Linked DNA regions of Homo sapiens: region 1 is linked to region 2. Evidence: read pairs that join two places in POLR2A ChIA-PET (ENCODE). Cell type or tissue: MCF 10A. All regions are shown on one strand. Links, peaks and the distances in the headings refer to the core of each region. The heading gives the core; the rest is flanking DNA.

Evidence for each region. Peaks named below come from ENCODE experiments on the same cell type or tissue, not always from the same donor. Only the 100,000 strongest peaks of a DNase experiment are listed, where the experiment ranks them.
Region 1: POLR2A ChIA-PET joins it to region 2 with 5 read pairs; 2 of 35 experiments call an interaction of 5 or more read pairs at or near these places.

Annotation. Positions count from the first base shown.
Region 1 is chr14:22,432,313-22,440,657 of GRCh38, reverse strand. All of the region lies in intron 2 of TRD-AS1 (TRD antisense RNA 1), which reads left to right. It also overlaps TRA, TRD, TRDD1 and TRDD2. Among named protein-coding and RNA genes, the nearest start is that of TRD-AS1, 46 kb to the left of the region's middle. RefSeq lists an enhancer at 7,258-7,317. In MCF 10A, for the core only: no CTCF peak of the experiment used is centred there; a DNase peak (open chromatin) is centred at 7,827.
Region 2 is chr14:22,365,260-22,373,604 of GRCh38, reverse strand. It overlaps TRA. Among named protein-coding and RNA genes, the nearest start is that of TRD-AS1, 110 kb to the left of the region's middle. In MCF 10A, for the core only: no CTCF peak of the experiment used is centred there; a DNase peak (open chromatin) is centred at 3,324.

The sequences.
Region 1 (8,345 bases), core at 17-8,016, 67 kb before region 2:
CTTTTTTTTTCTTTTGGCTTGAAATTTTTTTTTTGCATGATTTCTTTGTGTGAAGCAGGAAGCTAGTCATATTTTTTCTTTCTGTAACTGTGAATGCCTACACAGTTTTGTCTGCTATGCAAAAAGAAATGTTGTAAACTCATCAATGTTGAAAAAGTAATACCTAAAGAATATTCACTTTTAGAAAGCAAGTAATCTAAGAATGTTATGTTCCATTTCTGCACTAAAAATGAGAATTTCATTCAAGGTGTTATTTCTGTGAATTGTTTCTATTCCCTGAAAATGGGCTTCTTTGATTTTATTTGATTTATTCTGTCCTTGAAGCCATAAATTCAGTTACTTTGTACAACCTAGGGATGAGGCCTAGGCATAGTTTCCTTCACCTGTGCATTGTTTTTGCTCTCCTAGACTTAAAAAGAGCAACTGGATGTGGTGTGCTGATTGGTGATTGTAATTCAAGAGAAGGGACTAATCCCCATGCTCTTGAATCAAACTCACATAGGGTCAAGAGAAGAGTGAAGGAGAACACAGGCCTTCTAAGCTGTCAGATCTATGATATTAACACTGGTTGATTTGAAGTGAACAGAAAAATGGTTTAGTTCCAAGGAGATATATTTCAAGAATACATAGTTCACTTGGGTGAAGATAGGTTATGCCTTTGCTCTGGGGTGAAGGGACTGCTTGGTGGCATTAGTTAGAGAGGGAGATTCTTTTATTCTCCATAATATTCCTAGTCGCACTAAGTCTGTCACTATCTGTAGACACCAGCTCAGGATTCATCTCCTCCAAAAGCCTTTCTCTGCTGACTTTATCCAACAAAAACTGTCCCTCCCGGCATCTGTTTACCTACTTGTGACTTTCTAGTAACTAGGGTCTTATTTGGAGGAGTGCACTTTTCATCACATCACTGGGCCATTTGGCCTATGCTACCTACTAACAACCTTCATGCCACTGCTACTCCCTTATTCGACAGTTTTCTCATCAGAACAAGGCACATGACCTGTTAGATTTGGGAATTCAACGTCAGAATTTCACCTTGGGGATCTGCTTCCAGATGGTCCTTAGACCAATGGTCTAAGGTCTTTGGTCATTGGTCTTTCTAAAGACCAGTGGTCTTTAGAAACACATTATTTTAAAAAGTTGGGACTTTGCAAGCATGCTGTATTCCAATGAAATGAATTCAATTCACAACAAACACTTTTTTGAACACTTGCTTTGCACTGGACATTAAGTTCTTTAAAGGAAGGGATTATGTAAGTTAGTTAGATTTGGGTTCAACTTCTTGGTTCATCATATAGCTAGTGTGTAGCCTACTATACAGGTTCTCAGTCACGATCAGTCCCAATTCCTTTACTCTTCCATTATATTCTTTTTTACAGTGCCACGGGTATATTTAGTAAACATTGAAATGTGTGGTTGGAATTGTTCATCACTGATGTTTTTGGTGATATTTGTTTATGTTCTGAAGCTATTGCTGTAGACCAACATGGAGTAAACAGAAAATAATTGGGACACAGGGGCAATAAAACTCATATATTATTTTCCCATGACACTCAGAGGACTCTTCCCAATGCTGAGACATACATAGCGGGTCACGGCTGGGTGTTTTTGGACAAAGGCTTAATGCACTCCAACCTGTGTGGTAGGAAGGCACAATGAAACACATCAGTATAAAAACCCTCTTCTTCCTTTTTCCCTTTCCTTGGCACTTTGCCATCACCACCCGCTGCCATCCACAATACCCCTGAAACTCCTTTCACCAATGCTGTTTTTGTGGTTAAATGCTGTAAAACTCAGACACAAAATTATTATAATTACACAAATCAATAAGTAAAACACCATCAACCTAAAAAACAAATGGGTGAAGGACAAATGAAGAAAGTTAATCATTGATTATCAGACTTGAAAAAGGATTTTAACCCTCTAGTAATAAAACTGTAAAGTATTAACAAACCATTTTTTGCATGGATATTTAATTAAAGCTTTTGCTCAAAATGTTGACACTCCCAATGTGGGCAAGATGTTGGTAAAAATATAAATTGTTTGATTTTTATTGGAAGCCATTTGGTTAATGTCAAAAGAGTAAAAGTATTCGTTTGAGTGACTATTTCCACTTTGGGGAATTTACTGTGAAAAAATACTATATCTATTTGAACATGGAGTAAGGTTCATGATCCTCAGAGAAGAAGAAATCCCTTATATTTGATTCCTTACAATAATTATGAAAAACAGTATTACCATACTTTCACTTAATTATTTGGCTTTGAACAGTTAAGTACAGTTTAGTGAGGACACATTGGAATGATCTCAATCAATGCTAGCTCATGGATGCTTATGGCAGTCAGCTGATAGAATTAGTTAAAAAGATGACTAAGTAGTTTAACAGAAACGTAGTAACTATTTTTTGGGTCTTCCAGTGCCTTCAAGACTGCAAGTGTTTGATATTGTTTAAACAAATCTATCAAAGTAAATGTTTTGTTGTGGAGATCATGAATATTCACTTACAGGATAAATGGCAAAACAATGATTCTAATATTATGTGAGTATGTATTGTGTCTCAAAGTAGGTATTAATAATGTGCCATCATTGAAACAATTTAAAATTATGTTTCTAAATCTAATGTGCCTCTTAATTTTCAATTTAGCAAAGTGAGTTTCATATACTCTGGAAAAATATTTGAGGATAAAAAAGTGGCTCTAGTGGCAACAAATACATTGATTTGAAATGCCTGTGAAGAATTTAAAGTTATTTTATGAATTATTAAAAGGAAATAGCAGTATTCAAAATTGATATATTATTTTATATAATATGTAATTTTAAAATATGTGTGTTTAACTGTATTAATACATTAAAACATCTAAAGTAGAATTGGCTAATTTCTCTATAACCCTAAAGTTTCATATATTCAAGTTGGACAAAATTCTTAACTTTGAATCTTCTAATTAAGAAAATAGGAGCTTACTTTATTATATGTTTATATATATTTATACAAATATAATTGTATATTTGTATATATACCATTTGTATATCTGCTGTGGTTGCTGCAGTGTTTAGCTTATGGCTATTATTGCTATTAAAATACAATGCTCACCTGTGACCCTCCCTGCCAACCTCAGAAAAGCTAAAGTCTTCCTCCGTTTTCATTACTTAAACTTTAGAATGCATTGATTTCAGGTCACATACTGAAATATTCTTGAGATTGAGTTGTGATGGAAATAGAATGAGGGCATATAAGGAATGGGATGTGGAAGTGGATCCAAATCATCATATACATATATGATGACTTTAAATAATGAAAAAGTTGTAAGTACAGGTGTGTTCATCATAATAATTTTCATAGTAGGAAAAATTTAGAAGTTGCCTAAATGCTCAACCATGAAGAGAACTGATTGAGTAAACTATAATGTAGCTCTAGATACAATATTAACATAGCTTATTAAAATTATTGAATAGGAAAAATATCCAATAGCATGGAAAATTGAATATGTAATGGATACAAATGTGTATATGGAGTATGATTACATATACAGAGTATATGTAATATATGTATATGTAATATACATATATGGAGTATATGTAATACACGATTACATACACAGAGTATATATAATCATATACATACAGTATATAATGAATTCTAGGAGGGAAAGAGCTCACTGAGTTTAGCTCCCAACCAATGTAGACAACCTTCCCAGTGTAGTCATCCACCGAACTCATCCACTGACAAGGATGCTTGTTTCACTGTTGAATGGCTATCAGCTCTTACAAAGCTATTCCTGCTATTGAAATGAAATTTCTTTCCAGGCATCTTTTTTCCTCTATTGGGCCTAATTCTGCTGCAATGCCTTTCCCCATGGTCAGGCTAATGTTCTCTCTGGTTGTCTGCTCCAGCTGGACTTCTCCCTGGACAGAGGAAAAGAAGTGTCCACTGTGGGAGGCTCCAGACTCTCTGTGTATGATCCACACTGAACCTCCAAACAAAGAGAGAACAAACCTCTGTCTTTCATTTTGGGCAGTGTTCCTCAGGCTTGGAAAATTCTGCTGTGGTTGCTGCAGTGTTTAGCTTATGGCTATTATCTTTATGAAAATACAATGCTCACTAGCGACCCTCCCTGCCAATCTCAGAGAAGCTAAAGCCTTCCTCTGTTTTCATGACTCAAACATTAGTACGAATTGATTTCAGGTCATTTCTTGAGATTGAGGTTTGATGGAAATAGAATGAGAACATATGAGGAATGGGATGTGGAGGAGGGCCCAAGAAAATGGCCCAGACAGATGAGGATGGGGAGCCACAGATGACCTACTTCACTGTTTACAATGGGCGGACAGCTAGCAGCTTCCCGAACTATTGCCAAGACTCTGCATCATTCCAGCCACAGTGAAGCACAGTGTGTGTGTGTGTGTGTGTGTGTGTGTGTGTGTGTGTATTCTGCACTAGCACCCCTTGAATTCTCATATTTTCTTTCAGAGCTCCGAAGGAAATACACATTCTAATACTAACGGTGACATTTTCTGAGGAAGTCAGGTTAATATGAATTCACATGATAAATATTCTGCATCCACATCATTATTTTTCTCCTTGCAAAAATGTTTCTCTCCTTGCACTTTGTCCTCTTCCTTCCTATCTTTCTTAGCCTTACTCAGTAGGCAGTGCACATCAGGGACCACTTTCTTGGGGGAAAAAGTTAAAAAGTCTGCACACTTAGGGGTGGCCAGGGTACCATCTGGTACAAATAGTTGCAGTACAAGGACATTCTTGCAAGGCCTGGCACAGACTAGTGATGATATCCTGATAAGCAGAATCCCCATTCACATTGCTCTACATGCAGAGAGGGGCCTATCCAGGGTATGACCATGATGTGGGAGTCACAGTTGGGCAAGGACAGGGTATAGGAAGGCATTATGTCAAAGCTACAGGTAGAGCTGCAGATTTTCCTAGTGTACACGTAAAGTTGTAATGCCAACCTTCCAATAATTCTTTTAACTCTGTCTTAGCCTTCTTATGGCTTAGTAGTAATCTCTTAATTTCCAACATAGTGAATTAAATCCCTGGAGATGCTCGGGAGAAAGTCTCCTAGTCTTTCTCTTTGACAGTTGTTAAATGATTGATGGGATCACACGTATGGGAATATCTAAGAAGCTGATTCTCACGCTGCGTTCTGGTGGAGGCTTCCTGGGTAGTTGGTTGTTGTGACCCACATCTGTTGTAAATTGGCTCAAAGCCTGCAGGTTTTGTTTTCTGAATTGGAAAGGAACTCAAATGTGGGGTGTTAAGGGTACAGGGGACCACAGGATGTGGACATTCTGGTTCTCTGGTGCCTCATAAGGAAGATGCATCTGTTAGATCAAGCAGCTGGTGAGAAGACCAAGTCAGCAGTGGGCACGGGCAGTTTCCCAGCACTCAGGCCCCATCTGTCCCACCACTCTCCACTTTTTTCTTAGAATATGAGCTTCTCCAGGTTTATTAGCCAAGCTGTATAGTTAGATCTGACTGCGGGTGTCAGGGTGATGGTGTAAATACTGCTGAACAAGGAGATCCTTCCTCCATATGTGATGGAGACCAAATGTCTTTGGGTGTGGAAGACAAAGAGTCATGGCAGAATTATCCTAACGCTTCCTGGCAAGCAATTTATCCAGAGAGAGTCATAGTAGGAAGAAAGCTTTTCCATTGTTTTTCCATTAAAATAGAGGTTAGTAAATCTTGGTACAAAATTGTCTCCCCTCTACACAGTCAATTGGCATTGATAGCTGAGTTAATTACTGTATCTAGGAGACAGTCTCAATTTTTATCATTGAATTCTGTGTATGCAGAAGCAATGCACAGGAACTGGGGAAATATATTCAAATGGAAATATAGAGTGATTTAAGACTTGCTTTATACATAGTCTTTGGCATCTTTGTGTTGGAGAGGGGAAGGTTTTCATCTGGAGTCACATTCACTTATGCCACTTTGGGCCTCCACACTAACACAAGAGTGTGTTGGCTTGTACTTGGTTACTTCTGAGTAGATGAGGCTTGCCATAAACCCACTGGAGAATGAGGTATGATATTAGGAAGACAAAAGTAGACTACAGAGTTGGAGTCGTCTAAGGTGACAGTGCTTTTTCTTCCATTGAAGGTGTATGATCTGGATATCTCCCATTTATAGTCCACAGAACTGCTACATTGGAGTCTTTACCCAGGAGCCTCAGAGGACTCAAATATCCTGAAGAATCTAAGATTCAGTTCTGAGCCTTTACAGGAGCAATATGTTGATAGCTCAACCTTTTCCAATAACAAGTCACAGTGATGAAGTAGCTGGACCTGGATTTACGCAGGAACTCCTTAGTCTTTTGGAGCCAGACACTTTTAAGGGTCATAACATCAGTGGAGTTCAGGCTCAGTCTCAAAATGCTGCTCTGAGAAAAATGCTCACAAACGTCGCAAGGTGGTGCTAAATTTCAGACACACATGAGTTTGGGGTGGGACAGAGAAGCAAGCAACAGCAACAACAAAAAAACCCTCCAAAACAGAGTAAGGAGACCCGTTTTACATCACTTTCCTATTGAGATATAAATGGTCTTAGAATGATCATTGTTGGAGGTGTAAGGCTCAGGGTGGGAGAGAGTGGGAGGAGAACTAAGAGGTGGGAAATTTGAAGAGAATCAATACTCTGAGTAGATATCAAAGTATGATTTTAAAAAATATAGGCTCAAGGATTAAGAACAGACTGAGATATTTATAAATAAATGCTGCAGAAAACACCAAGTGAATGACTGGGTATGGAACAATAATATTGAGATCTTTTTTTTTTTTTTTTGAGACTGAGCCTCACTTAGTTGTCCAGGCTGGTCTTGAACCCCTGGCTCAAGCAATCCTCCCACCTCAGCCTTCTGAGTAGATTGAGAGTGTCTTTTGCTGATGTCCTGTTCCAAGGCAGTGCAGGCTTGAGCTCTTTGCTCCTGACAGCTGCCTGGGATAACAGAGAAATGAAGGAGGAAATCTCTTTATAAAGGTTTCTAAAGAAATTAAAAAAATTAACTTGTACATTGACTTTGTAATGGAAGTGAGAACATACAGGAAAGCCCTTTGGGGAGTTAGCTTTAGAAGGGAAATACCGGGAAATACAAGTAAGACAAGGCACTTACAGAAAAAGTAGAAATTTCATGTTTAATAAATGGTCAAATTTAACATAGCTCTGAATATATAATTTTCCATTAGAATATTGGTAACAACATTGCAGTAAACTTGAGTCTGGGTACCCCGCACTGAGTAAAAATGGTAGATTCTATTTTGTGTGAGTTCAGTCAAAGAGACATGGGGGACAATTAGTCCGGTCTCTGCTTCTGTTGTTTAGCAGAGCCTCCAGCCCGGAAGCACACTGAGATGTCTTGTGTTTTTCAGATCTTTAATTTTTGAATGCTGTACTGTACCCAAGGACCTCGCTTTTTTTCACTGTGCATATGCATGATGTGGGACATCCCATATTGGAGACACAGATGACTTATTGAAAGCCCTGCCTAAGACTTAATTAATATCAGCATTTCAAGTAGCTTGCAAGATTGGATTCTGTGGCTATATACTATAGGAATATAGACTTCCTGGTCTTTTTCTTACTGCCTCCAAATATAACCAGATAATCCTCTGTCTGGTTTCTTGGGAGCCACTTGTATCTTACTTTCTTGCAGGAACATTCTAAAGGGTTCCTTCAGAAAACTTGGGAAAGTGTAAGACTAAAGACAAACCACAGCCTGAAGCCTAGGCTGCTGACTTGAGCACAGATGGGAGAATGTTAACAGCCAAGAAATATGAGGTCTTTGGCTCTTTTCCCAGAACTGCCAGGCTAAGACCTTGGCAGAGACTCAACAGGAAACTGAACTCTATTTGCATATCCTTTTATACATGGGAGATTAAAAGCTTCAACCTTGAGTGATCACAGTTTTTGAGAATCATGATGAGGCATTAAAGAAGAGGAGGAGTGTCTCAAGGGAGGTGAGCTGGAGGTGATGCAAGGTAGGTGTGAGGTTAGCCACGACTTTCAATCCCCTTTGATTAATCAAGAGTGTATTTCGTTTAGTTCCTTTTTTCGATTTTATCCTTACTGGGTCACATAAAGGAATCAGCTGCAGGAATCCATACTCCTGTATCTCAGGAATCTTTCAAATTTGTTCTCCTATGTCCCACGGCTTGTTAGTGCTGAAGGAAACTTAGAGACAATCTAATGTGAACTCTTTACTGTACAGATGAGAATCTGAGGTGCAAAGAGGTTAACTGACTTGTCTACAGTCACACACAAAGTGAAGAGTAAGAGTTCTGACACCTGAATGAATTTTTTTCTTTCCAGCAGACTGCTAGCTCTTTTTAGC
Region 2 (8,345 bases), core at 188-8,187:
AGGAGGCAGATACTTGAGGAGCACTGTGTAGCTATTGCACAGAGGCAGGTAGCTGAGACTTTGAGCGGGGGAATGATGGTGAGCAAAGAGCAAAGGTAAGCCTCTTTACTGAGCTGGGTTACGAATCTTCTACTTCGTTTCTCTCTTTCTTTCATCGGAAAAGGTACTGTCTGAGAGACCAGCACCATTTGTATAAAATAGATCAGAATGAAGTTCTCTACATTTTAGAATTCAGAGGGCTGAGGCCTTGGCTCAGTCTCCTCTTGGTATTCACCCTCATTCAGGGAGACAGTCTAATATAGAAATTGGGCCTTTTGTTCATCATCTCCTATAAATTTCTTTTTATCTCCAAAAGGACTCCTCGTAGATCTAGATTGATATCCTCATATTTGAGAGGAAAGTTCCTGTGTGCCCCTCTGTCCCTCTCCAAGCATCTCCCAAATCCTAGGTCAGTTGCAGCCATAAAGATCACCAGTGAACCCGTGGAGCATCTGTACTTTTCTTTCTGCCCACATTTGCTATCTTCTGAGATTTAGAAGTTGTGCTGGATTATGCTGGTCAACTTGCTTAAGCAGACAACTGCATTTCTCAGAATCCCCTTTCATGTATCGCTCTGTATTAGCATTGGCTAAGAGATGAAATGGGAAAAGAGTTAGAACACAGAAGTGGTAACTATTACTCTTAGGAAGTCACTGTGGTCACATACAGTGATGGACAGAGGGAGAGATGCTTGGTAGGTCCCATATAGTCCTTGCTTTCCTTCACTCTGCATCCAGCGAATCTTTCTGACTCTTGGCTCTGCTGAACAACAGTGACTCGAGACCCATCACCAACTACTTGGCTGTGGACCCACAGAAGTGGTTGCTACAGACAGGTAACCACTCTCCATACAGTTCTTCATGAGCTCCCCTTCACAGTCCCACTTTGGTGGTTGAAAGTGTTTAGCTTCCTAGATTTCCCCCAAGCCCCAGCCTGTCTGGTCCATCTGTGCTACTGCATAAGATAGACAGGTTAATGACCCTTTTTCTGATCTTCTGACTCCTTCTTCCAGACCTTTCCTTCTCTAGCTTCTCTCACATTTGTAAGGTCTGATTCCACAACGAATCCACTATTCCTATATTCTGTATCATTCACAGTGGTTCTGCTTCCCTGACTGACTCTTAACTGACACAACTATTGGTGTTGGAAGTGAATCCAGAGATAGAATTTTAAGGATGGGAATTTGGTGTTGATTCTCTGATTCGATGAAGCATTAGTGACTATACTGCCAATGGTAAATGGGACACAGTAGTCCTTGATATCAAGTGCTTATAGAAGGCAAGGTGTTAGATTACCAGGTAGATGCTGCCATAGACCAATGTAGTGGAAGTAAGGAGTATGAGGACTGGAGTTTGTGGGTTGCTTCAAAGTGTCACAGAGAATATGGAGAAAAAGAAATAAACTCAGAGTGTTGAATGTTCAGTTCAAGATGCAGGCAAGGGACTGAAAAGTCTTTGTGACTACTCTGAAAGAAACTCTTATCTCTCATAGCTGCAAGATCTGATATTTCAAAAAACCAAGCCCAAAGACTGATCCTGCAGCTAGCTAGATTAGAACATCAATTCAATTGAAGGTCTTACAGTTAAAATTAGGGCTTTGATTGGGACAGAGCTGGCAGGCTGTATCAGGGCAGGAACAAAATGATGAGGTACCATGCCTGCCAAAAGGGCTGCAGGATTTTTCTAATTTATATTTACATTCCAAAAGTTTAGACTGTAATTTCTCCTTCTTTCCTCCCCTGAAAATTGAGATGGCAACATGTAGGCAGATTCTTTGGAAGCTGAGAACCTTGAAAGCCCTGTCTCCTTTCCCAGCAGAAGCAGCCTTTCCCTCTGAGGAGTTTAGTCCTCCCTTGATTGAAAAGGCTGTAAGGACTTACTCTGTGGAAAATTGCTGAGACCCCTCAAGACTCACCCCCAACATCTTTCACTGTTTGTATGCCTATAGCTAGACTCAACTCCTGGCAACCCATATCAGGGCAGGAACAAAATGATGAGGTACCCTGCCTGCCAAAAGGACTGCAGGATTTTTTCTAATTTATATTTACATTCCAAAAGTTTAGACTGTAATTTCTCTTTCTTTCCTTCCCTGAAAAGACCTAAAGCCATTTGCCAAGGTCATAGTGCATTTGGGAAGGGTAAATAACCAGACCTTTGGGGGATTTCTGGACATTGGCTCTGAAATGATACCAGTCCTTGGAGACACAATATGCTACTATTGCCTATTTACCAGAGTAGGGGTTTATTGAAGCTGAATGATTAATGGTATTTTGGCTCAGGTCCATCTCATATTGCATCCAGTTAGCTCTGAACTTACCCCATGGTTATTTCCCAAGTTCTAGAATGCTTAACTGAAGGAGGCACACTCAGGAAAGGCAGAATAACTACATTGATTATCTGATCTGAGGAGTGAGGACAAGTAGAAGGCATTAGAACTGCCTTTGTATTCCAAACTAGTAAATCCACAGCAGCACTGCATTCTGTAGAGACTTGTAGAGATTAGTGCCTCTATAAAAGATTTAAAAGATGCAGGGCTGGTGATTTTCACCACACCTCCATTCAACTCAACTATCTGGCCTGTGCAGAAGACAGATGGATCTTGAAGAATGACAAAGGATTATTGTAAACTTAATCAGGTGGTGAGTACAATCACAGCTGCTGTTCCAGATGTGGTTTCATTGCTATAGTAAATCAATATATGTACATCTAATATATGAATACTGATATGGGAAGTCATTTTTTCCTCTATATACATGTTAGTAGAGACTATCAGAAGCATTTTTCTTTCATCTGGAAGGGTGAAACAAGGTACCCTCCTTGTTTCACCTCAGGGTTATATCAACTCTCCAACCCTGGCCTATTCTATTCCACAGGAAATTGATTGCCTCTTCATTTCACAACACACCACATGGATCCTCTACACTGGTGGACCAGGAAATCGCAACTACTTTAGACACCTTGGTAAGACCCATAGAGGCAAGAGGTTGTGAAATAAATCCCAGAAAAATTTAGAAGTTTGCTCCTTCAGGAACTTTCTTGGGGTTTCATGGTCTGGGGAAAGTTGAGATATCTCTTTCAAGGTGAAGTTCAATGCTACATCTGGTCTCTCCTACCATAAAGAAAGAGTCCCAATTTCTGGTGTGCCTCATTGGATTTTGGAGGCAACATATCTTATTTGGGTGTGTTGTTATAGTCTAAACCTATTTGCTGAATGAGTAATCTGAAAGGCTTCCAGTTTTGAATAAGGCCTGGCGAAAGACAAGCCCTTGTGAGAGGGTGGCAAGCTTCCCTGCCACTTTGGTCATATGACACATCTGATTCAGTGGTGCTTAAAGTGCCTATTGAGCTTTTGGCAGGCCTCTTAGGTAAATTCCAGAACAGACTTTTAGAATCTGGGAGCAAAGCCATGCCATACTCTGCAGATAACTTTTTTTTTCTTTTTTCTTTTTTTTTCTTTTTCTTTTTCTTTTTTTTTTTTTTTTTTTTTGAGAAACAGCTCTTGGCTCTTTGCTGGATCCTAGTATTTGACCATGGACCATTAAGTATCATGTGACCAGAAATGCCCCCTATGAAATGAGTATTGCTTAACCCACCACCATGTTCTGTTGGTTATAATCAAGTCACAGAGCCAGTCCAGATCAAGGGGAAGGAATTATGCAAAATTCCGAATACTGAGAGACATAGTTCATTGGAAGACCATCTTTGGAAACCAGCAGCTATCACAGTTTCCTTGGATATTTTCTGAATAGAGAGATTCTTACATTAATAACTGTTCTCTTCACCAATAAATATTTATGGAGAACATACAGTATGTGCAGAACCTGAACATAAGTGGAAGAAACAGGGAAAGCATTGCACCTTCCTCAAAGTTTGTGCATTCTACCATGAAATATTCACACTAACATTGAAGCTAAGAGTAGGCTGGAAATCCCAGAAGTGAAAATTAATATACTGGTACTGATGGTCAATGGGTGTATTATAGCTCTCTGTGGTGAAATAAATAGATTGATAATGGGCTTCTGTATATAGTTGTATCAACAATAAAACGATGGAATGCTTTCTAGCTCAAGATTTTTACAACCCAATGATCCTTAATCTGGTAACTCATTCCTCATAAGACTCATTCCTCATAAGACCTGCTTACCTCAAAGAATTGTTTATGAGGATACGTTAAAATAAGTATCAGAAAGGACCTTGTAAACTATAAACAATGGTACAAATGTAAGAGACAGTTATTGCATTTTCAAAAAGAACTCATAATAGGCGTGATGTAAATATTTGTTGAATAAATGAATGAGAAAATAAAATAAATTCTTGAGACAAATTTAATATATGGTTACCTGAACTATTGTTATTTTTCAAGTTCAGCCTCATTATACTTGCCAATTCTTGGTGTTTGTGTCTTAATCCCTTTTTTTTGTCCCATATTCATGGCTTGGGAAGAAAAATAAGCAGATGAAAGGAAAATTAAAGTCAGAGAGACAGTGTCATATTTAGGTGATAAATAACATCATTTACTTATTTATACATGTATCAGATCTTTATTCATTTGTTGAATAATTCAGACAAAGTCCTGGGCTTTTTGATACTTAGATTCTTTTATAAAAAATGACTTTTATTTTATTTTAGTTCAATAATTTTTTGGGGAACAAGAGGTTTTTGTTACATGGGTCCATTCTTTAGGGTGATTTCTGAGATTTTGGTGCACCCGTTCTCCCCTGAGTCTCCAGAGTCCATTATATCATTTTTATGCCTTTGTATCCTCATAGCTTAAATCCCACTTTTATAGGTGAGAATATACAATATTTGGTTTTCCATTCCTGAGTTAATTCACTTAGAATGATGGTCTCCAGCTTCATCCAGGTTGCTGTGAATGCCATTATTTCATTCTTTTTTATGGCTGAGTAGTATTCCATGGTATATATGTGTATACATTTTCTTTATCCACTCGTTGGTTGATGGGCATTTAGGCTGGTCCCATATTTTTGCAGTTGTGAATTGTGCTGCTATAAACATGCATGCACAAGTGTATTTTTTGTATAATGACCTGTTTTCCTCTGGGTAGATACTGAGGAGCAGGCTTGCTGGATCAAATGGTAGATCTACTTTTAGTTCTTTGAGGAATCTCCACACTGTTTTCCATAGGTTTCCATTCCCACCAACAGTGTAAAATTGTTCTCTTTCACCACATCCATGCCAACATCTTTGATTTTTGGATTTTTAAAAAAATTATAGCCATATTGTAGGAGGAGTAAGGTGGTATCACATTATGGTTTTGATTTGCATTTCCCTGATAATTAGTTATATTGAGCATTTTTTTTCATATGTTTGTTGGCCATTTGTATATCTTCTTTTGAGAATTGTCTATTCATGTCCTTAACCCACTTTTGGTTGGAATTATTTGTTTTTTCTTGCTGATTTGTTTGAGTTCCCTGTAGATTTTGGATGTTAGTCCTTTGTCAGATGCATAGTTTGTAAATATTTTCTCCCACTCTGTGGGTTGTCTGTTTACTCTGCTGATTATTTCTTTGGCTGTGCAGAAGTTTTTAGTTTAATTAGATCCCAGTTGATGCTTATATTCTGGTGGAATATATAAAATATATATTTTATATATAAATATATATAATATATATTTATATATAAATATATATTATATATATTATATATAAATATATATAATATATATTTATATATATATATATAATATATATTTATATATAAATATATATAATATATTTCAAAATATATAAATAATTTCAATATATATAAAATATAAATTTTAATTTATTTTTATATTATACTTTGTTATTGGATACATGTGCAGAACATGCAGGTTTGTTACATAGGTATAGGTGTGCCACGGTGGTTTGCTGCACCCATCAACCCCTTGTCTACATTAGGTATTTCTCCTAATGCTATCCCTCCCCAGCCCCCAACCCCCCGACAGGCCCTGGTGTGTGATATTCCCTCCGTGTGCCAATATATTCTCATTGTTCAACTCTCACTTATGAGTGAGAACATGTGGTGTTTGGTTTTCTGTTCTTGTGTTAGTTTGCTGAGAATGATGGTTTCCAGCTTCATCCATGTCCCTGCAAAGGACATTAACTCATTCCTTTTTATGGCTGCATAGTATTCCATGATGTATATATGGCACATTATCTTTATCCAGTCTATCACTGATGGGCATTTGAGTTGGTTCCAAGTCTTTGCTATTGTGAATAGTGCTGTAATAAACTTACGCGTGCATGTGTCTTTATAGTACAATGATTTATAATCCTTTGGATATCTACCCAATAATGGGATTACTGGGTCAAATGGTATTTCTGGTTCTAGATCCTTGAAGAATTGCCACACCGTCTTCCACAATGGTTGAACTAATTTACACTCCCACCAACAGTGTAAAACTGTTCCTGTTTCTCCACATTCTCTCCAGCATCTGTTGTTTCCTGATTTTTTTTTTTTTTGTGGTTAGCGGAATTATTTTAATCCCATGAGAATACTATAAAATTAAAAATTAACATAAAACAGTCATTCATCATCTCACTGGCCAGAAATAACCCCTGTGGATAAGTGAGAAATTGTTACTTTAGTAGCTGGCATTAGAGATTTTTCAAGGTAGGAAACTATCTTTAATTAGGAAAGTATCTTTTTTTAAATACACACACACACACACACACACACTATATATATATATATATATATATATATATATACTTTAAGTTCTGGGGTACGTGTGCAGAACGTGCAGTTTTGTTACATAGGTATACACGTGCCATGATTGTTTGCTGCACCCATCAACCCGTCACCTACATTAGGTATTTCTCCTAATGCCATCCCTCCCCTAGTCCACTGACCCCCAGACAGGCCCCGGTGTGTGATGTTCCGCTCCCTGTGTCCATGTGTTCTCCTTGTTCAACTCCCACTTATGAGTGAGAACATGTAGTATTTGGTTTTCTGTTCTTGTGATAATTTGCTGAGAATGATGGTTTCCAGCTTCATTCATGTCCCTGCAAAGGACATGAGCTCATCCTTTTTTATAGCTGCGCAGTATTCCATCGTGTATATGTGCAAATTTTCTTTATCCAGTCTATCATGGATGGACATTTGGGTTGGTTCCAAATCTTTGCTATTGTGAATAGTGCCACAATACACATATGTGTTCATGTGTCTTTATAGTAGAATGATTCATAATCCTTTGGGTGTATACCCAGTAATGGGATTGCTGGGTCAAATGGTACTTCTAGTTCTAGATCCTTGAGGAGTTGCCACACTGTCTTCCACAATGGTTGAACTAATTTACACTCCTACCAACAGTGTAAAAGCATTCCTGTTTCTCCACATCCTCTCCAGCATCTGTTGTTTCCTGACTTTTTAATGATCACCATTCTAACTTGTGGGAGATGGTATCTCACTCTGGCTGATTTGCATTTCTCTAATGACCAGTGATGATGAGCTTTTTTTCATGTTTGTTGGCTGCATAAATGTCTTATTTTGAAAAGTGTCTGTTTATATCCTTCGTCCACTTTTTGATGGGGTTGTTTTTTTCTTGTAAATTTGTTTAAGTTCTTTGTAGATTCTGGATATTAGCCCTTTGTCAGATGGATAGATTGCAAAAACTTTCTCCCATTCTGTAGGTTGCCTGTTCACTCTGATGATAGTTTCTTTTGCTGTGCAGAAGCTCTTTAGCTTAGTTAGATCCCATTTGTCAATTTTGGCTTCTGTTGCCCTTGCTTTTGGTGTTTTAGTCATGAAGTCTTTGCCCATGCCTATGTCCTGAATGGTATTGCCTAGGTTTTCTTCTAGGGTTTTATGGTTTTAGGTCTTACATTTAAGTCTTTAATCCATCTTGAGTTAATTTTTGTATAAGTTGTAAGGAAGGGGTCCAGTTTCAGCTTTCTACATATGGCTAGCCAGTTTTCCCAACACCATTTATTAAATAGGGAATCCTTTCCCCATTGCTTGTTCTTGTCAGGTTTGTCAAAGATGTTTGCAGATGTGTGGTGTTATTTCTGAGGCCTCCGTTCTGTTCCATTGGTCTCTATATCTGTTTTTGTACCAGTACCATGCTGTTTTGGTAACTGTGGGCTTGTAGTGTAGTTTGAAGTCAGGTAGTGTGATGCCTCCAGCTTTGTTTCTTTTTTTTTTTTTTTTTTTTTTGCTTAGGATTGTCTTGGCTATATGGGCTCTGTTTTGGTTCTATATGAAATTTAAAGTAGTTTTTTCTAATTCTGTGAAGAAAGTCAATGGTAGCTTGATGGGAATAGCATTGAATCTATAAATTACTTTGGGCAGTATGGTCATTTTTAT